Regions from separate parts of the Homo sapiens genome. Here region 2 is linked to region 1. A link is a loop called in an ENCODE intact Hi-C map of the cell type or tissue named here. Cell type or tissue: PC-3. All regions are shown on one strand. Each heading gives the region's core, and the rest is flanking DNA. Links, peaks and the distances in the headings are about the cores only. Region 1 overlaps MCF2L2 (MCF.2 cell line derived transforming sequence-like 2). Region 2 overlaps ATP11B (ATPase phospholipid transporting 11B (putative)).

Region 1 (10,458 bases), core at 817-8,816:
TATCGATTTAAAACACAGGATCAGAATCAGGGGGCCTCCCTGCCAACATTTAGCCTCTCATCTCCTACAGCAGAGGCAGACTGGGCTGGTAAAAGTGGCAGAATTTGAGAGAAGGAAGAATTCTCAGCCTAGGCGAGTCTGCCATCTGGTCATTTTGGACTCCTAGTGCCAGTAGATGAGTCATTAGATCCTGAGAGGGAAGATAAGGGACCCAAAAACTGGGAATGAGGATGTCTGGGTAAATGCCCTTGACCTCCTGGGCTGGCAGCAGTGGCCTACTTCGCCTTGTACTACAAAGTACAGCCAAGGACCAACTGTAGCAGCAGGCGGCAGCCGTAGATTTAGTTAAGTAGGATTCTTGCTGTGTTCCCTAGTGGAAGTGTCTCCCTCAGGTACTGTCCCTTGAGGAGTACCTCCTTCTGATGACCAGGACCCATTTCTCCTTCCAGTATGGTAACTGCTCTCTTTGCCTGCTGGTCTCCTGGCATGAGGACAAAGAGATAGGATTCCTCATGCCAGTAGGGCTAGGGCCTGGCTGGGGGAAGGGAAGAAGGTGAGATTCACTTAAGACGGTTCCCAGTCCCCTAAGACTATGCGGAAGCCTCAGATGAGGCATACAAGGCAATGTTTGCCCTTTCCAAGATCTGTCCCCACCTCCCTTCCTGAACCCTTTCAGAATAATAACTAGGATCAAATGACAACATGACCTGACTGGAGAAGGGGCACACAGGCCTGTGGGGGTTAACTCAAAATGTGAGAGTCTTTGAACTGTGCTTTAATGCCCCCTAAAGAAGGTGCATAGCAGAAGTCCAGTTAGTGCACTTCCTCTTAGGCACCCCAGTGCCTGCACCATGGGCTCGGAAATGGAGAAGCCTTGGTAGCAGAATTGAACCCAGCAGTGCTCGGCCCCAGCAGTGAGGGCTCCATGTCTTCAAGACTGCTCTAGCTGCTACCACTTTTAAATGTCCGACATGCCAGCAGAGGTCAGTGCTGAGCCCCCAGTTTGGTACTGTCCCTTGAGAAGACAAGTTGATTTTACCAGACCCCTTCAGGTTAGAAAGTACAGTGTGTGATCAATCATAAGCGTTGCTTTTTTTTTTTGCGATAGAGTTTCACACTTGTCGCTCAGGCTGGAGTGCAACGGCACCATCAGGGATCACTGCAACCTCCACCTCCTGGGTGCAAGTGATTCTCCTGCCTCAGCCTTCCGAGTAGCTGGGATTACAGGCTCATGCCACACCCAGCTAATTTTTGAATTTTTAGTAGAGGAGACAGGGTTTCACCATGTTGACCAGGCTGGTCTTGAACTCCTGACCTCTAGTGATCCATCCCCCTCTGCCTCCCAGAGTGCTGGGATCACAGGCATGAGCCAGCGCGCCAGGCTGTATAACACTGCTTTGATCAGGGGACTCAGTATGGCAAAAGAGAATCAGCCATAGACGTGATCACAGGACAGAGTCTTACCACTGCATTCAGAAGCTGGTGCCTGACAGAGTAGTGGGACAGCCTCTTGAGAGTGAGGCGGGGCAGCAGTTTGGACATGGCACTGCGGGGATGGAGTGCTGTCCCTCAGGATGCAGCATACAACTGAACCAATGGCTGTATTATGGTGAAGTGCCCCCAAGAGGCAGAGTATATGAATCTGGGAGCCAAGAAGTCAAATGAGTTGTGACCTTGCCCATCATGACTCTAGTGATGAACACGGGGACATTGTTTTCTCCCCATGTCTCCAACTTTAACCTCAGTGGGTCTCAACAAGGGAGATGCTTCCACTAGGGAACACAGCAAGAATCCTACTTAACTCAATCTGTGGCTGCCACCTGCCACTGCAGTTGGTCCTTGGCTGTGCTTTGTCATCATTCCCTCCTACTCATTCTAGACATCCCTCTCCCCATCAGGCACTTCTACTGGTGGCATGTATAGTGGGGGTCCTAGACTCTTATCAGGCTATGGTTCTTGGACTTGGCCATCATAGTTACAGCTGGGCATGGGAGTATTGCGAGATGTCCTAGTGGATCACCTGAGCATCAGACATGTCCCTCTCGGCCTTTGTTAAGCAGCAGCCCTACCTCCTCACCACGACTAGGACCCGTTTCTCCTTCCACTATGGTAACTGCTCTCTTTGCCTGCTGGTCTATTGACATGAGGAGAAAGGGAAAGGATTCCACGTGCCAGCTGGGATGGGGTCTGGGTAGGGGAAGGGAAGAAGGTAAGATTCAGTAAGGACCTACACAACTTCCAGATGGGACAGTCAGCAGACAGGTGGGTGTGCTGTTTACTGGCAGCTTACAGTAAAAATAAAGGGCTGGGCGCGGTGGCTCACGCCTGTAATCCCAGCACTTTGGGAGGCCGAGGCGGGAGGATCAGGAGGTCAAGAGATTGAGACCATCTTGGCCAACATGGTGAAACCCCGTCTCTACTAAAAATACAAAAATTGGCTGGGCGTGGTGGCGCATGCCTGTCGTCCCAGCTACTCGGGAGGCTGAGGCAGGAGAATCACTTGGACTCAGGAAGCGGAGGTTGCAGTGAGCTGAGATGATGCCACTGCACTCCAGCCTGGAAACAGAGCAAGACTCCATCCAAAAATAAAAAAATAATAAAATAATAAAAAAAATAAAGGTTATAAGCTAAGACTGTTTTACTGACTTGGATGGTGCTGAAAATTTTTAATTCTGAATTCACTTTGCCTCTGATTTGCAAAGTTCTGGCCATGTGAAAGACATAAAAATGAGAATAACTGTTGTACCTCAGAGCTAACAGAGGAAGAACCTGTCTGCCAGCCTTACTACAGGTCCCTCGTCGGGTACCTCAGGGTCTCCAAGGGGGCCTAGGAGCTATCCGGTATAGCACGTCATGGTTGTTTCTTTGCCAATTTTTGTGGCATTTCCTTTTGGGCCTAGATAATTTAGTTACTTTCATTATCTTTTTTTTTGTGTTATTCAAACTTATTGGGGCACTCTAGTATTTCAATGAAGAAAATAAGTTCTAGCAAACAGCCCTCTCTGGAGAGATGGTGGGTTATTTTACATATCTGACCAATTGGTTTTAACTATTTTAAGTTTCCTTTTCTGATTATTAAAGGAGTACACATGTAGAATGTCAGGAATTTAGAAAATACAGGAAAGTACAAATAAAAATACAAATCCAACATAACCAGATATAATCACCATTAATATCTTCTTGCAGACGTTGTCTATAGAAATGCATGATTTGGTCAGTTGTGGTGGCTCATGCCTGTAATCCCAACACTTTGGGAAGCCAAAGCAGGAGGATCACTTGATATCCAGGAGCTTGAGACCAGCCTGGGCAATATCGCAAGACCCCATCTCCACAAAAACTTTTGAGACGGAGTTTCACTCTTGTTGCCCAGGCTGGAGTGCAATGGCACGAACTTGGCTCACTGCAACCTCCACCTCCCAGGTTCAATTGATTCTCCTGCTTCAGTCTCCCGAGTAGCTGGGATTACAGGTGCCCACCACCACACCTCGCTAATTTTTGTGTTTTTAGTAGAGACGGCAGTTTCACCATTGTGGCCAGGCTGGTCTCAAACTCCTGACCTCAGGTGATCCGCTTGCCTCGGCCTCCCAAAGTGCTGAGATTTACAGGCATGAGCCACTGCACTGGACCTACAAAAAATTTTTTTTAAAAATTAGCTGGGCATGGTGGTGGGTGTCTGTAATCCTAGCTATTTGGCAGGCCAAGGTGAAAGGATTGCTTGAGCTCAGGAGGTTGAGGCTGCCGTAAGCCATGATTGTACCACCGCACCTCTCCTGGGCAAGAGTAAGGCCCCATTGCAAAACAAAGATATGCATGATTTTTTTTAAATGGAGCCATACTAAAATTGGGGTGACCTTATATTTTAATCTTATTGGAAATTTTCCATTAAAATTCTGATGAAATGGGCAAGGCTTTGACTGAACCAAACTAGACGTATTGGCTTGCCCTTCCCTCCTGCCACTCATCTTTGGGCTTATTCCAATCCAGAACATTTGAGGGCAGCTGGTGGCTGAGCTGGGAGGTAAAGCTAGGTTATAAAGTTTCTTTGACCTACAGCCCCTCCCTCCCCCAAGCTTCCAGCAGCTCTGAAAGTCTAAGACAGCCAGCTCAGACTGCCTTAGGAGCTGGCAGGGACTTTGACAACAGAAATGCACGGGAAAAAAAAAATGTGCCCTGAGAATGTCAACATGTGGAATCTGAAAGCAATTAATTAGATGTTCTCAAGAATGATTCACTTCCTCTTAGCCAAAGATAGGCTTGCAAATGAAATAGACGTTTCAGCTATAGACCAGCCTAAGATATCCACGTTTATACTCTGGGCCACCAAGCAAAATATTGTAACCGAGCCTAGTACCCCTGGAAACATTTTGGAACTCTCTCCTGTTGGGAGCTCTGGAGAGCTACTGGGATGGATCAGACAGAATGTGACACCATGTATTAAATCCTAGAAGACAGAGAGGGGAAATTGGTTAGCAGCACACACAACACAATGATGAAGGGCTCAAACTCAGGTCTCAAAGACCCAGCCTCAAGTGCAGCTCCATCTCTTTGGATGGATTCTATAGCCTGTCTGTGCTTAAGTTCTTTTTATCATTCATTTTACAAAATGGAGATAATACTGTACAGTCTTGCCATGAGGATTAAATGAGATGAAGCCCTTAGGCTTGCGCCTAGATCTCTGAAAGCATGGAATTGTTAGCAGTTAGTTACCCCCTGGTTCTTCCAAGTGAAAGGAAGGAAAGCCCAGGGGGTTTAGGCATTGCTTTTAAGCAGCTCACCACTTCCCACCCCCAAGTGAAAATGATATCCTTTAGTTCATGTGATAGAGATGGTCCTTAAAAAGTTGTGCATAATTGGCCAAGCGCGGTGGCTTACGCCTGTAATCCCAGCACTTTGGAAGGCCAAGGTGGGCGGATCACGTGGTCAGGAGATCGAGACCATCCTGGCCAACATGGTGAAACCCTGTCTCTACTGATATTACAAAAAAATTAGCTGGGCATGGTGGCATGCGCCTGTAGTCCCCAGCTACTCAGGAGGCTGAGGCAGGAGAATCACTTGAACCCGGGAGGCGGAGGTTGCAGTGAGCCGAGATCGTGTCACTGCACTCCAGCCTGGCAATAGAGCGAGACTCCGTCTCAAAAAAAAAAAAGAAAAAGAAAAAAAAAGTTGTGCATTGAGAAAAATCTAGTTTGAAAGACAATAAAAATAGAATTTGCCCATTTAATATCTATGGATTGAGAGCTACCGCTGAACCAGCAGGATCTACAATGGTCTCTTTGTGCCATCCACTGGACAGTAAGGGAAACACCATGATTTTGTCTTCAAAGTCTATAATTTACCAAAAATATGTATGCTGGTGAGAATAATTTCAGCTCATTACTAGGTTCACTTGTTAATAAATTTCATTCCATTTGTTTAAGCAAAATAAAAAAGCTTAGAATTCTAAGCACTAAATGTGAACACTAGATTTCCTAAACCATTCAGCTTATCTGATATGCACCAGAAAGATTGTCGACTAAGGGTTTCAAAAGAGAATACTCTCACCAGTCCTTATCTGCAGGAATTCTCATCGCCCACCTTTCCCATTCTTGTCCTTCTCCACCAATACTCCTTATGCTTATCTGATACATAGACTGAGAGTGCCCCAGAGACTCAGGGTGTATCTGCTCCAACACACCACTAGATCTTGGCTGGGACAAAAGTCGTTCCATTCATTTTCCAAGAATACAACTATCACTTAGAATTTTGCTATAATCAGCTGGGCATGGTGGCTCACGCCTGTAATCTCACACTTTGGGAGGCCAAGGCAGGTGGATCACCTGAGATCAAGAGTTCGAGACCAGCCTGACCAATATGGTGAAACCCTGTCTCTACTAAAAATACAAAAATTAGCCAGGCATAGTGGCATGTGCCTGTAGTCCCAGCTACTCTGGAGGCTGAGACAGGAGAATTGCTTGAACCCGGGAGAAGGAGGTTGCTGTGAGCCAAGATCACGCCACTGCACTCCAGCCTGGGCGACAGAGCGAGACCCCTGTCTCAAAAACAAACAAAAAAACAAAACAAAACAAAACAGTTTTGCTATAATCAGATTGAATATTTGTCAAGAGCCTGTGTGTTTGGCATGGTTTTTCTGAGGGGTGTGTGTGTGTGTGTGTTTGCTCTGTTTCTTTTTAAAGCCATTTATTATCCTTATAATGTTTCTTTCCCTGAGTGTTTATGAGGATGAGACAATGGCAGACAAACCTCCCTGAAATGTAAGTAATAATAGCACACCTGGAGTGCCCAGAGCTGTTTTGAGACCCTCTCTTTAGTATTATTGTAATTGCTATACACAATAATCATAACAGGTACTATTTGTTGAATTCCTATGATGTACCAGGCATTTTTCTTTATCAGAAGATTTGCTAATCCTCATACCAAGACTGCAAAATCGATGTTATTATCTCCATTTTAGAGATAAGGAAGCTGATGCTCAAGAGGTTAAGTGATGTATCCAAGATCACACAGCTAGTGAGTGACAGAGTGAGAATCAGGTCTGACTGCCCTCAGGTCTGACTGACTCCAGAGCACCTTCTCCTGCCATGGGGCAATGGGCCTCTCAGTTGTTCCCTCACATGCCTGTGACTGGCCAGATCCTGAGTCTGAGATTTTGGGGTCCCCTCAGTGCTGCCAGCTCCTTAGTGCCTAAGACTCTTAGGGCCTCAGAGCCCATGACCAGTGAATCCAGCAGGGGATTAAATATGCAGATGATGTAAGACAGCAAAAGTCAGCCCAGGAGGTGGGCATGATGGCTCACATCTGTAATCCCAGCACTGTGGGAGGCTGAGGTGGGCAGATCAGTTGAGCTCAGGAGTTCAAGACCAGCCTGGCCAACATGGTAAAACCCCATCTCTACCAAAAAATACAAAAATTAGCTGGGTGTGGTGGCATGTGCCTGTGGTCCCAGCTACTCAGGAGGCTGATGTGGGAGGATCAGTTCAACCCAGGAAGTCAAGGCTGCAGTGAGCCGTGATCACACAACTGCACTCCAACCTGGGTGACAAGCCAGACTCTGTCTCCAAAATAAATAAATAAAAGCCCAGGGCTGGGACTGGAAGGCCTGGGTGAGGAAGGGAACATGATCTCTAGGAGTCAGGACACCCCGGTCCTGGCCCTGACTCAGCTCCCACAGGGCCTTAAGCCAGTCCCCACAAGGCACACAGCCTGGTGGTCAATTACCATCCCTGGCGGGGCACCCTGTGAGCCGCACTTTCCTCCGCAGAGAACCAGGGGCTTTGCCTGCAGGATGCTCTCTAAGGTTTTCTGGTTCTGAGAATTCTGAGTTTCTTCCAGGAGCCCTGGGGGATACCTGGTGAATAGGTTACTGTCTCTGCTGGCAGGAACCCGGGGCCTGGAGGGAGACAGGCGAGGGCACACCCAGAGCAGCTGCAGTTTGTCTCAGGAGAGACGTGTCACCCAAGGGCTTGGATGAGACTCCCCCACCTCCGCAGCCCCCCCTCCTGCTTTGTCTCCTAGGATAGAACAAAGCATGATAGGATGAGGTGGGACAGATGAGGACTTCACACACTCTAAGGGTAAATATTGTTCCGTCCGCTTGTGTTTGAATTGTATAAATGTGTTTCTGCGTGTATGCTGTGTTAGGGGGTAAAATTTGCATCTCCCTGAGGTTGCACTCTAAGGTGTATGGAAAACCTGGCTCTAGACTAAACCAGGCCCCCCGTGGTGCTCCAGGCATCCCCACCCTCACCTGTGGCACCCGGAGCTCCTGCTGTCACTGGCCCAGGTGGGTCCTGTGTCTTTCTCTGCGTTGTCAGGGCCTGCGCTGACAGTCCCCCACAGGGAGGTGGAATCTGGGGTTGACAGCACTGGGAGGATCCTTCCTCTTTCCACGTTCAGGCAAATCCTCGCCTGGAGGCAGGGAATGGGCTAGAGGAAACAGTTGACTGTTTCAGATGACCCTGAAACAGTTGAGTCCAGGGTCTGAGAGCCCCTCTGTGCCCAGCGCTGTGCCCCCTTCCCTTCCCCGCTTCCCTGCAGGGCCCGCGAGAGCAGGGAAAGCAGCTGCCAGCTCCAGGCAGTCATTTTACCCCAGGTGCCACTTACCCTGCAGAGGGGCTGGAACCAACTAATCATTTTACCTGGAGGTACCACTTACCCTGCGGAGGGGCTAGAGCTTGTCAGGTTTTTCAGTTCCTGTGTCGCCTCCCAGCCCTGCCCACCCCAGGCTGTGGCTGCCTATGGCTGACGAAGGCTCCTGAGCCAGGCCCAACCGCCAGCCTCCCAGTGGGTGGCTCTATGGTCCCTAGCAGCCCTGGCATCATCCGGGGCACAGAGGCCATGGACCCTGGAGACACAGCCCTTCCTATTCATGCAGGGGATGGTCAAGGGCATGGCTCCCTCTGTCCCTCTATCCCTCCATCACAGAACTTTCAGCAAGACAATCATTCTTCCATTCTCACTGCTTGCTCCTGGCATAAGGGGACCCCAGGGCTGGATGACTTCTCTAAAGAGGAGTCTTGGGTTTCCTTAGATGCTCCCAAGTCCTGTCTGGAGGATGAAGGCAGGGGGCACATCCCTGAGGCAGTTTCTCCTCTGCCCTCCACCCCTTGCCCCTCCCACCTCCTGGGACTAGGAACTCAACCAGGACTTGCTTCAACCTGAGAGGAGGGTGTCCAGCCCCCTCGGAGCCTGCCAGAGTCAGGCAGGATTTCAGAGGGGCCTCCAGGGAGGTGCTGCCCAGCTGCCCCCCCGCCCCCATGTTACTCACACAGCCCCCACTGATCTGCTCTGGGGAGGGCCTGGGGCCCAGAACGTGGCTTGTTGGGGGCTTGGGGCAGCAGCCCAGGAGACGCTACTTGTGCTGCCTGCTCACCCAGATAACTGCAGCTCCCTCCACTGCCGCCTACCGCCCTCTGGCCATGCCTCTGCCCAGAATGCCCTCCCTCTCCAGTCCTGTCTGCCCCTCAAGTCCTGCCCAAACCTCCCTGAATTCTCGCCTGAGCAGACACTTTCCTAGCACGGCTCCCGCCGCGTAGACTACTCAGCTGACCCTCGGTCTGGGGCTGTCCTGTGTTGGGACCTTTCTGCAGATGCTCTGCTCCCTACCCTGGCTTGTGAGCCATGTGGGGCAGAGACTCCATCTCACTCAGAGCGAGGGTAAAGAGCAGGAGTGCTGGAGAAGACAGCTGCCCTGCCACAGGCCAAGAGGACTTGGCCAAGTGACCATTGCTGTCTGTTTCCCCAACTGTAAAGGGGGCTGAGACCCTTACAGGGTTGTGAGGCTTAAACTTTGACAAATGCCTAACATACCACCAGGCACAGGGCAGTTGTTCAGTATTTGGCAGTGGCTGCTGTTCCCCACAGTGTCCAACACCGCCCCAGGGATGTAACATGTGCGCCATAGACAAGACTGATGGATTAATTAATCAGTTCACTGCAGAGAGAGGCAGGATGGATGCACTTGCTTGTTCCTCTGATTTTCCCTTATGGGGAGCAGTGACACTTGGCAGAGGCTGCCAGGGAGATGGGAAATGGACATTAATTAGGGGAGAGAAAAGGAGGCAAGGAGGGGAGGGTGAGAAAGAGACAGGGGAGGAGGAAGGGAAGGAGGCGTGGTTAGAAGACTGGCAAACACAAAAAACAATGACTGTTTTCTTGGAGGAACGGGGAGGTAGGGCCATGAACAGCATGTGGACGCGCCTTCTCGGTGAATTACGGCATCTCGGCGCTGGAAAAGCAGCCTGGAGATCACAGACCCCCTCACAGCCCAGCGCAGTGCAGGCCCTTGGAGAGCAGGAGTTAGAGATGGGGAGGACCGTGCCTGCAACAGGCACTGCCTGCTACACCCTGCCATGGGCAGAGGGGATGTCCTCCCACCCCACAGAGGCCCCATCCTTCCCTTTCTCTCCCTAAGGCTGCTCCAGCAGGGAGTTTAGCTCCATGGACACCTTTGAAGACTGTGAAGGCGCAGAAGACATGGAAAAGGAGAGCAGTGCTCTGAGTGTAATTACTTCCCTTTTGTTTCTTTCATCTTCTTCCCTCCTTCCTATTCATCAGCTCCTCCTGCCTCCTGTCCCTAGCCTCCATCCCTCTCCCCCTCCTCAGGATTCTCACCCATAAGGACCTGGTTAAGCCAGGGAGCCGAGGTCACCAGACCCTCAAACTGGCTCTGACCCTCCTAGTCCAGCATGTCCCCACGTGGCTGTCTCCTTGGCGGTGCGCTGGTGTCCGGTCATAACTGGGGCTCCCGCTGAGAGCCCCGTGGCCCAGGTGGGAGGGCTGGGGTGGGCCTCAGCCTGCCAGCGGGAGTCACCACCTTGCCCGGTCTGGCCACAGCCTCCAGCAATAACTCTGAGGGTGCACCCGTCCCCTCCCTTCCAGCTCGCGGGCCTTTTCCAGTCGGACGACAGTCACGAAACCTGTTCCTCCAAATCTGCTTTCCTGGAGAGGGGAGAAAGCAGC
Region 2 (10,458 bases), core at 727-8,726, 270 kb after region 1:
ATCATTTTTTTAAAACACAAAGCTAACCAAATAATAAAAATCCTTTTTCCAGTAGATAGGAGTAGTGCCTTCTTCACTCTTTATAACCTGTTCCTGGGGTAATTTCCAACCTTTTCCAAGCCCTGGCACATGTAGAAAGTGCTAATATTCATGTAGCACATTTGGGACAATGGCAACCAACATCTCTCCCTGCCCATTTGTACCTCCATGCATACCGTGTACTGCTGCCCTGATTTTGAGAATATGGTATCATTCACCTAAAGAACACCAAGTGTGGAAAAAGCTCTTTCTACCCCCTAACATCCTCTAAATAGTGATATAACTCTTGGGGAAATGTATGAATAAATAAATCCATTGCAAGTTTAAATGAATTTTAAATGGTGTTTACCAAAAGGTGTTTTTTTTCGTTATGGTGCACAACAGCAGGCATGGTGATAAATCTCATTCAAGAAACAGATTTAGGAGGGGACAAAAATGCTAAGATTCTTTTACTCCATAATTTAAAAAGCCTGTTCTAACTCATACACTTTTAATTAGGCAATAAATACCAAGCAAAAGAAACTTAAAAATCATGACTCATTTCAAAACTTCATTACAGACATAAGAAGAGGTAGGGGAGCAGAAATACAGCCTTTTGTGTTTATAAATACCTCAAAGCCTCAAATAACCAACTGGAAAATATACATACAGAGTAAGAAAAGGAAAGCCTTTGACTTCACTGTTATGTTGAGATTATTTTGTAAAGACAAAAAGCAAAAAAATTTTAAAAAAATAAAAAGGAAATAGTATATGTATAATTTAAAAAAGAAAGTTATACAAACCATAAAAGAGTACCATAAACACACTCCTACTGAGCACATTTTAGAAAGATTATGAAACAAAATTTTTTGTTCATTAGATGAAGTCTCTTCAAAGGTGCTTTCTCTTCCTTTGTGAGTGAAAAAGCCCTTACCCCAAAGCCACAAAGTGAAATCTACCACCAAAGAGTGCTAATAAATAGCAGACTTCCTGCTTCAGTTGGTAAAACCAGCTGCTGATTTATTAGGTATCTAGAGCGGCAGGTTCATCCTGTTCCAGATAGGATACTCATCTGCAGCAAAGGCTACTTAGAGAGATTTCACACCTGCTGATGTGGGTTGGACTACATCTTCCTATAACTCGTTCCAGCATTCTTCCAACAGATGCACACGCTGCTTCTCCTTCCGGGAAACAGCACATGGAGTCCAAGCACTTGATACCTGCATTTGTTTCAGTAAGCTGCGGGAGGTGAAGCAGAAAACATCAGTTGTTTAAAGATATGGACTTCTGAAAAGCATTAGAACATTACAACAAGCACTTTCAAATCAAAGGTAACATATATAAACCTACATGTTTTTCTATAATATGGGAAACATATGAAAGGCTTTAATTTACTAGAGTATAACCATCCAAAATTATTTTAAAGCCTTGTATCCTAAATTAGAGGTCTAGTAAAATAATTATATAAATTAAGAAGCTGGATATTATGTAAATCTACTTTTAATGTTTCATTTTAATCATTTATTATGGTCAAAATGATTTCCATCAACCACTCAGGAATGTAATGAATTCCAATTCTGCATGGAGTTTTTCTTTAGGTGAAATGCTCCTGCAATTTCAATTAAAAATGTCTAGCCTGCAATTTCAATGAACAATGTCCAACAATTGAGATAAGTGGAGTATGAATTATCTTTAAGACTGGGAAATAACAATCAGGCAGGACCTCACCCCAATGTTCAGTAACAACAACAATGGCAGCAAACACTTTACGTATGCTTTACTATGTGCCAGGTTCTAAGCACTCTACATAGATCCACTCCATACTTATCTTTGAAAAAAGCATCATTTATCATAAATTGCTAAAAACTTTTAAGTGGCAATCATCCCATCATCAGCTCATCCTGCTTTGTAACAGTTAGCTGACAGTTTAATAAATTAAAATTTATTAAACAAGTGAATAAGTAGTACTATCAAGATTTGAAACTGAATTACTTTCTGAAAGTATGCAAGATTTATGTTGATTCAGGCATAAATAGCCCAGCAAGATAATTTTATTCCACACGACTAACAATTTTAACTGAGTAAAAATGAGGGGGAAAGATGGTATGACCACGTAGCTCGATGAATCCCAACCCTGGTTTTGTTTGTCAAAGATGCTCCGAAATTTTTCAAGGGCTGTTGTTTTAAAAAAAAAACACCTTATTTCAATTCACCTTCTTTTACATATATAACATCCTACGTAACACATCTTTTGAGGATAGAGAAGGAGAATAAATACAGGGCTGCACTTCCACGAAGGTTGGGAATCACCATGTGCTGGGTGCAGGCAACAGAGGATGTTTGTGGAGATGCTCACAATGAACAGAAGAGACGGACGTGATGGAACAGAAACCTGGCATTCTGAATGTAAACAACTGCTGATGTCCTGCAAGATCCATGCTCAGAAGATTCAACACCACACAGTGTGAAACAACATGGTTCTTATCTGGCAACTGCCTGATGACAGTGTCCTAGGATCAGCTAAGCACTGAGAAAGAGCCAAACTTGACTTGTTCTTTCGTTACAATACTCTTGGTTTAGAATTGTTTAGGGCACAGTTTCTTAAACTGTGTTTTGTAAGATATTTACAGACATTTCATGAAAAAAAAAAAGGGGGTCAGTGTTCAATTAAATTTGGGAAACACTAATTTAACAAAGTTCTAAACAGACTTTTAAAGTAGAGGACTGTGAAGTCAGGATACATGGTCATCTCCATGGGGGAAGCCTGAGATATCATAATTCTCCACTCATTTTCTTAGTGGGAGAAACCATACACCCCCACCCACCAACCAGCAAATATTAAGCAACACCAGGAGGATCATTCATATTCAGAGGAACAGTTTAGGAAATGCTGGTTTAGGTAACAGGATTTCATCAGTTTTCCAGTATTCTCTTTGGGTCCCTGGACTCCAGTTTTCCCAATCTCAAATTTACCCCTTGTAGCAACCCAGACTCCAGGGCTCCTACATGCTCAAAGGATAAAGCCCCACACCGCATGAAGCCTTGAAGGCCCTTTACAGCCTGACCCCAGGCTGCCTTTCCTGCTCTGCTTCCCAATGCTCTGGTGCAGTCTCCACTCCAGCCAACCAATGTTCCCTGCCTGTGGGCAACGTGTCGGGGCCTGCCATCAATCAGGGTCAGAATGCTGACCCCTACATCAGCGTTCAGCTTAAATCCTACCGTCTCCATTAACTTCCCTCACCTCTCCAACTATGAGTCATCTCTTTCTCTGATTCTATTTCACTGCTTATTTGTATCACTTAATTGGCACAAGCACTTAAACTTCTATTTATTGAGCAAGGTACTGTGCCACTTTCCACAGGGGATAGTAACCCTGTGCTCAATCCGGTGAGCTAAAGGTAAGGAAGAAGGTGGGAGAGAGGACAAGTCAGGAAGACATACCAACAGCAGTTACATTAGTGGAGTGCTCACCACGTATGCCCCAGTGACTATGTAAGATGCTTCTCATGGATTGTCTCACTGAAAACTTAAACAGCCCTTAGGAATAGGCATCATGATCATCCCCAGTTTACAGATGAGGAAACCGTTAAGAATTTGTTCAAGGTCACCCACTTAATCTGGGGCTTGAATCTTGGTTTCTTTGCTTGCAGAGCCCAAACCCCTTTACCATAGCACTTCCTGCCTTATGATTATAAGAGGCAGACTACTCAGAAAACAGGAGGGAAAGCTCAAACCCAGCTGCTGTTAGTGGTACTGGTGGGAGGGCATGAAGATTTGATGAAAAAGGTGGCATTTAAAATACATCTTAAAGGACTTAGCGGGGGGGGGCATTTCAATAGCAGGAGATGGGGGGGAAAAGATATTCCAGGCTGAAGGAGGAGAAAGAGTGGCTATGTGTGGGCAGCAGTGTGGTGTGTATTCCGCAGAAGCTTAGCCTAAGTGTAAGGGAGTGGTACTGTCCCCTTGCAAAAAGACCAGTTGTGACTCACAGTGTGGTCCATAGATCAATGCTGATCCATAAACACTATTACTGGCCCATGAAGAAATAAGCATTTCTAATCTGTGAGAATAAGAGCTTAGAAATTTTTACAGCAGTTGGACAAAGTATGTTTATAACTGTTAAATTCAATAATTTAAAAATTGGGGCTTATTTTATATATCTTTTAGATTTAATTTTCCTATAATTCATTTTTATTGTATTTGTAAAAGCACTGGCTCAAGATAAACTGGAAATTAAAACAAAACAAGAAAATAACAAACTGGTCCTTCACCACATTTACTTGGAGAGAACTAAACCAGAAACTCAAAAGAGCAAGGATCTTGTCTGACACTTTAGTTTAACAACATGTGCTTTGCTCAAAGCTGGTGCTCAATCAACTGGGAGAAATTCATCGAGATGACACCCAGAAGGTAGCCAGCGCTTGAGTATCCATATATGTGCAAGACACTGCCTTGGTCTGGATCTGACCCTGGTAATCATCTTGCTTTGCATTCATCACCTTTCACCTTATTTTTATTATTTTTAGAGACAGGGTCTTGCTCTGTCATCCAGGCTGGAGTGCAGTGGCACAATCGATCCTAGCTCACTGCAGTCTCAACCTCCTGGGCTCAAGCAATCCTTCCACCTCAGCCTCCTGGGTAGCTACTACAGGTGTGCGTCATCATGTCAGGCTAATTTTTAATTTTAGTAGAGACAGGGTCTTACTATACGGCCCAGGCTGGTCTCAAACTCCTGGCCTCCAGTGGTCCTCCCACCTCAGCCTCTCAAAGTGCCGGGATTACAGGTGTGAGCTACTGAGCCTGGCCATCCTTTGCTTTAAAACTGAAGGACAGTTATTAAAATATGGACATCCCAACAGAGAAGGTAAACATCTTGAAATGTCAAAAATTTTAAGAAATGACTTCTTCAGATCACTTTTTGAACTAAGTGTATATATATGTGAATATATAGTTTGTATGTATATGTTTCCTTTTTTCTCTAAAGAAAAAAAAGAACTCAGCTGCTTTTTTTTTTTTTTTTTTTTTTCTGGAGGCCGAGTCTCACTCTGTTGCCCAGGCTGGAGGCTGGAGTGCAGTGGTGTGATCTTGGTTCACTGCAACCTCCGCCTCCTGGGTTCAAGCAATTCTCATGACTCAGCCTCCTGAGTAGCTGGGACTACAGGCACACACCACCACGCCCAGCTAATTTTTTGCATTTTAGTAGAGATGAAGTTTCACCATGTTGCCCAGGCTGGTCTCAATCTTCTGAGCTCAGACAATCCGCCCACCTCAGCCTCCCAAAGTGCTAGGATTATAAGCATGAGCCACCGTGGCCAGCCTCAGCTGCTTTTAAAATGCTGAATGTTGGCTGTGTTTCTGTAAAGCTATCTATAGAAAATGCTATACTGTTCTCTAGCAAACCTCCAAGCTCTACTACTTTCCCATATATACATCTTTGATCTCAATATTCAGGAACTGGGAGCTCGGGCCAGAGTACCTGTATAGACATAGTTGCCAGTATAATTGGGTGAGGAGAATGGGAGTGGAGCATTTAGAGCCCATTTCATTCAAAGTAAGGAGAGGAAATCATTACATTTTTGGGGGAAATCATTACATGTTTTGGGAGACCACTTTTAAATAATAGAAAAGAAAAAAAAAGCATAGTAATGGGAGTGAGACCCCACCTAGTGGTACCAAGAGGTAACTTTTAATTTACTAGAAGTTGTGATTGGTAAGCCTCACTTTCCACCACACTTGCTCCCAGGAATGACCACATAATTTAGTGCTAGAAAGGCTGTCAAGCAAAACAACTATGTCTATTCAACATGACTATGCACAGATAATAAAAATGCTCATCTTCACAGAAATTGCCTTTTGAAATAAATTCTGGCTCACTGCTTTTATTTCCATTATTTTCATGTCAATGACAATAAACACTAAGACATTTCTTATTGCTTATACAAAATATTTTCCTGAAACCTTACAACCTTCCTTAAATCTTATAAATTTTAGAAAAATGTCTCACATTTCTAACATTTTTTAGTCACACCTATGACATTCTATCAAATCAAATAAAGGTTTTTGTTTTTTAAAGTTTAGATAATAACTGTCAAACAATTAACCATGCTAGGTCTTTTGCCCTTAAAGGTGTTCTATATACTGGATAATCAAAGTGAGCACCTTGCATGGCCTTCAAGGAGTTATTTGGAAAGAAGGCTTAAACTCTAATTTTAAAAACAAAAATGAAAAAAGAAGAGGTTTGTGTTTAAGGAAATGTTTTTCTTTTTAATGTAAAATCAAGTCATCAAATGTTACTGATTTTCAAATCTGATTAAGAATCATAAAATCTCTAAAACAAGTAATGAGCTTCATCTCATAATTCAGAACTGCAATGGAGATAGCCAGGTAGTGATGAAATCTGGGTAACTGGTATATCTTACTCAAGGCCTGTTTCTCCAAAACATTCTTCAAGCTCATATTCACTCTTCTAAACTCCCTTTCCTCTCTCCTTCCCTCTAAGTAAAATAAACAACTTAGAAAGATTGTTATAAAATACTTCCATACTGTCTTTTAGGGATTTCTTAAGAGAAGGAGATTTCTGTATGTATTACATACCTAAGAATATGGGCCAGGTGCGGTGGCTTACTTCTGTAATCCCAGACCTTTGGGAGGCAAGGAAGGTGAATCACTTGAGGCCAGGAGTTTGAGAACAGCCTGGCCAACAACGCGAAACCCTGTCTCTACTGAATATACAAAAATTAGCTGCGTGTGTAGTCCCAGCCCGTCTGTAGGCTGAGGCAGGAGAACTGCTTGAACCCAGGAGGTGGAGGTCGCATTGAGCCAAGATGGTGCTTCTGCACTCCAGCCTGGGCAGCAGAGTGAGACCCTATGTCTAGCTCAAAAAAAAAAAAAAAAAAAAAAAAAGAAAATAATAATATGAGAATTATATTGATTCGGTAAATTTATTTTAATAATCTGGCTTATTCTTAGTTTGAAAGAGGACTAAGGGCCTTTTGTTTTAATGTATTCTACTGGTTACATAAATAACAACATATGACTAGGAATTTGTAATTTAGGTGAGGAAGAAATTAATACCTGTGAAAAATGATAAAATCCCCAAATTTAATGCAGACGGTAAATTAATGTCACAGGCTGTAAGAGAGAATTCACTTATCATTCCTTGGCAAAAGTCACCATAATAAGGCTCCTGTTATTTAATGGGAACATTCTAAGAACCCAATTCTCAGCTGTACTGTACATTTAATGGACATATTAAAGCAAAGCAGTACCAGATCCACATCATATGAAATATCCACTAGAACTTAAATGTGTGGGGACCTTTTATTACAGAGGACACAATTTTATAGTTTTAGTCAGGTCTTAGGAGATTATCTGCTTTGTAGACTATCCAAGGCATAACATAAATCCTAGGCAGCAGCAAGCTCTTCACATGAGCTTTCTTTGGCGCTCAATCAGAGCCTATTAAAAAAGCCTAAACATCTTTCTATAGCAAGGCACAATGCAACAGAAATATACTGTAAATATAATCATATGAAGCATACCAAAACACACAAAAATTCAGGATTCTTTTGAATATCTTTTCAACTGATGATATTTAATAACAGAGTTGATTAATTTTTCATTTAGGGTAATCCACTAATCTAATTTAAAACTGTATCTTATAGAATAGTCCAGATTCTTCAAATTATTCTACCTGTTCCAGGGTCTGATTTATAGTGTGGTTAAAAGATTTACAATTTTCAAGTGGCTTTGTTACAAAGTTTCATCACTGCTTCTCCCATATGAGACAACAGCACTTTCTTGACTAGTAATTACAATAAATAAAATAGCAATTAGTCCAAATAATACAATTATTAGTGGCAGGAAATTTTATCCTCCATCATTACTACCAATCCAAATATTCTGCATATCCCTATTAGGTCTCGAAATGGTTGTCAGGGTTATTCCTCGAGAGAAGAGAAAATCAAGCTCTCATCAATTCTTCTTTCTTTCTTTTTTTTTTTTTTTGAGACGGAGTCTCACTCTGTCGCTCAGGCTGGAGTGCAGTGGTGCCATCTCAGCTCAATGCAAGCTCCGCCTCCCAGGTTTATGCCATTCTCCTGCCTCAGCCTCCCGAGTAGCTGGGACTGCAGGCATCCGCCACCACACCTAGTTAATTTTTGCTTTTGTATTTTTAGTAGAGACGGGGTTTCACCGTGTCAGCCAGGATGGTCTCGGTCTCCTGACCTCATGATCCACCCGCCTCAGCCTCCCAAAGTGCTGGGATTACAGGCGTGAGCCACCATGCCCGGCCTTCTTCTTCTTCTTCTTTTTTTTTTTTTTAAAACAGATACAACTATGAAAATTTATGAGCCAGGTGTGGGGGTTCACGCCTATATCCCAGCACTTTGGGAGGCTGAGGCAGGTAGATCGCTTGAGCCCAGGAGTTTGAGACCAGTGTGTGCAACACGGCGAGACCCAGTCTCCACAAAAAATACAAAAAACTACCTGGGCATGGTGGGATGCACCTGTAGTTCCAGCTACTGGGGGAGAGGGGTCGAGGGTGGGAGGACCGCTTGAGCCCGGGAGGTCGAGGCTGCAGTGAGCCATGATCGTGCCACTGCACTCTAGCCTGGGAGATGGAATGAGGCCCTGTCTCAAAGAAAAAATTTATGAAAAGAATGGAAAGTTTGTTGAATAGCAGCAGTCAGCAGAAAATTTCTCAGTACTAAGTCTAAGCACCCTACTCTTTGATCATTCAACTTAAGAGGTGACTTAGATAAGTAATTCAGTATCCAACTATATTAAGATGGGTAAATGATACACAACTACAACTTCAAGGGGGAAAATGATTTCAGAGATAACAGAAATAGCATGACATTTTCAAAAGGAGAAGTAAAAAGGAGTATTTTCTTGAATGTAAGACAATAGGTTGTGAGAATATCTTCACAGCTTAGAATGTGAGGTGAAGTCTGATTTATCTTTGGAACTCTAAAGAGAGATTGACAAAATTTTCAGGGATGGACATATGAAAAATGTAAAGACCACAAAAAAGGAAAACAACGAAACTAAAACAACATATGAGGAACAGTGAAGGAATTAGTAAAGAAATGGAAATGTCAGGTCAGGTGTCCCATGACATGCCCCCCAAGCATGAGAACTTAGCGGATGAGTGCCCGGGAAGGTCCAGCGCAGTACTACCTAGTGCACGCAACAACTGTCCTGCTGGCTGCAAGCCTCAGCTAGCAGGTGCCTACTGTCCTCCCCTCTGTGCTGGCTTTCAGCAAATTCATATGCTGAGCTGACTGAACCCTTATCTTCTTCCATCTGGAAGGACAGAAAAGCAACAAGTCTCATATTACAGAATGATACTCTTCACCATATAGAGGTTTAAGATCAAAGCAACAAGTTGGCATTCACAATCTGAGGCACAAAAGAATGTTCAAAGAACAGTACATTTACTGTCACAAAAGAGGGCTAATGGGAACTTCTTAAGGGGAACACAAGCACACAAAATAAAGCCATGATTTTTCAGTGCACGAAGCTCTAACTAAACATATATTACAGCTAAGTTAAAACCAAATTTCTTTCAATAAAATTCAGTTTCTTCTATTAAATTCATTTGCCACCAAGATTTAGGGTTCTTATTGAAAAGGTATGTCCAATTTCTCACCTTTCCTGCTTCCCTTCTCAGAAGACTTCTCTACTCTAACTGGACTTCATGGCCTTAGAAATGTTGAGCATGTGTGCAAAGGGCTTCACCTGATCTATTTGTTAACAAAAGAAATTTAATCCTTAATTTGAAACAGATTTTTAATGAGGGTCAATAATTTATATAAATTTCAGTTCTTTTTCTGTATTTGTATTAGAGATCTTCTAAGGAAGTTTAAAATGTTTCCATAGCCATCTTTATTTTAAATCTTATTATAAGACAATGTCCTTAATGAATAAAAAACAATTTTGCCTCATCTCTATGTATTTTTCCAGGATTAAGACTGACCAATAATTATTTCTATGAAAGATGCAATGCTGAATTTCTGACATAAACAAAAACTAAGCAGAATTTTTTGGTTTCAAGGGTATACTAAGTTTATGTGAAGATACCTTAATAGCTTTGCCTATAACACAGGGGAAGAGGGGAAAAGAAAATACTCAAAATGAGCTTTGTTTATTCAAAAGAAAATTGTTAATAAGTTTTGAATTAATCCTTTTTTTTTTTTTTTTTTTTTTTTAAGAAGAAGTCCCACTCTGCTGTCCAGGCTGGAGTGAAGTGGCATGATCTTGGCTCACTGCAATCTCCAACTCCTGGCTTCAAGCGATTCTCTTGTCTCAGCCTCTTGAGTAGCTGGGGTTACAGGCGCCTGCCACCACACCCCAGCTAATTTTTGTATTTTTAGTAGAGATGGGGTTTCACCATGTTGGCCAGGATGGCCTTGAACTCTTGACCTTAAGGGATCCACC

The links. Peaks named below come from ENCODE experiments on the same cell type or tissue, not always from the same donor. Only the 100,000 strongest peaks of a DNase experiment are listed, where the experiment ranks them.
Region 2: it touches region 1 in a loop (3-fold over the local background); 5 of 110 quality-filtered maps call a loop at or near these places.

Annotation. Positions count from the first base shown.
Region 1 is chr3:183,179,612-183,190,069 of GRCh38, reverse strand. It overlaps MCF2L2 (MCF.2 cell line derived transforming sequence-like 2), which reads left to right. Exons shown (of 30, transcript NM_015078.4): 28 at 9,911-9,999; 29 at 10,378-10,458. Among named protein-coding and RNA genes, the nearest start is that of LAMP3, 22 kb to the right of the region's middle. In PC-3, for the core only: CTCF peaks have their summits at 980 (motif pointing right) and 5,281 (motif pointing left); DNase peaks (open chromatin) are centred at 4,139 and 5,279; H3K27ac peaks cover 1,586 bases.
Region 2 is chr3:182,904,660-182,915,117 of GRCh38, reverse strand. It overlaps ATP11B (ATPase phospholipid transporting 11B (putative)), which reads right to left. Exons shown (of 30, transcript NM_014616.3): 29 at 1,124-1,257. Among named protein-coding and RNA genes, the nearest start is that of DCUN1D1, 71 kb to the left of the region's middle. RefSeq lists a silencer at 937-1,076. In PC-3, for the core only: a CTCF peak has its summit at 5,667; no DNase peak of the experiment used is centred there.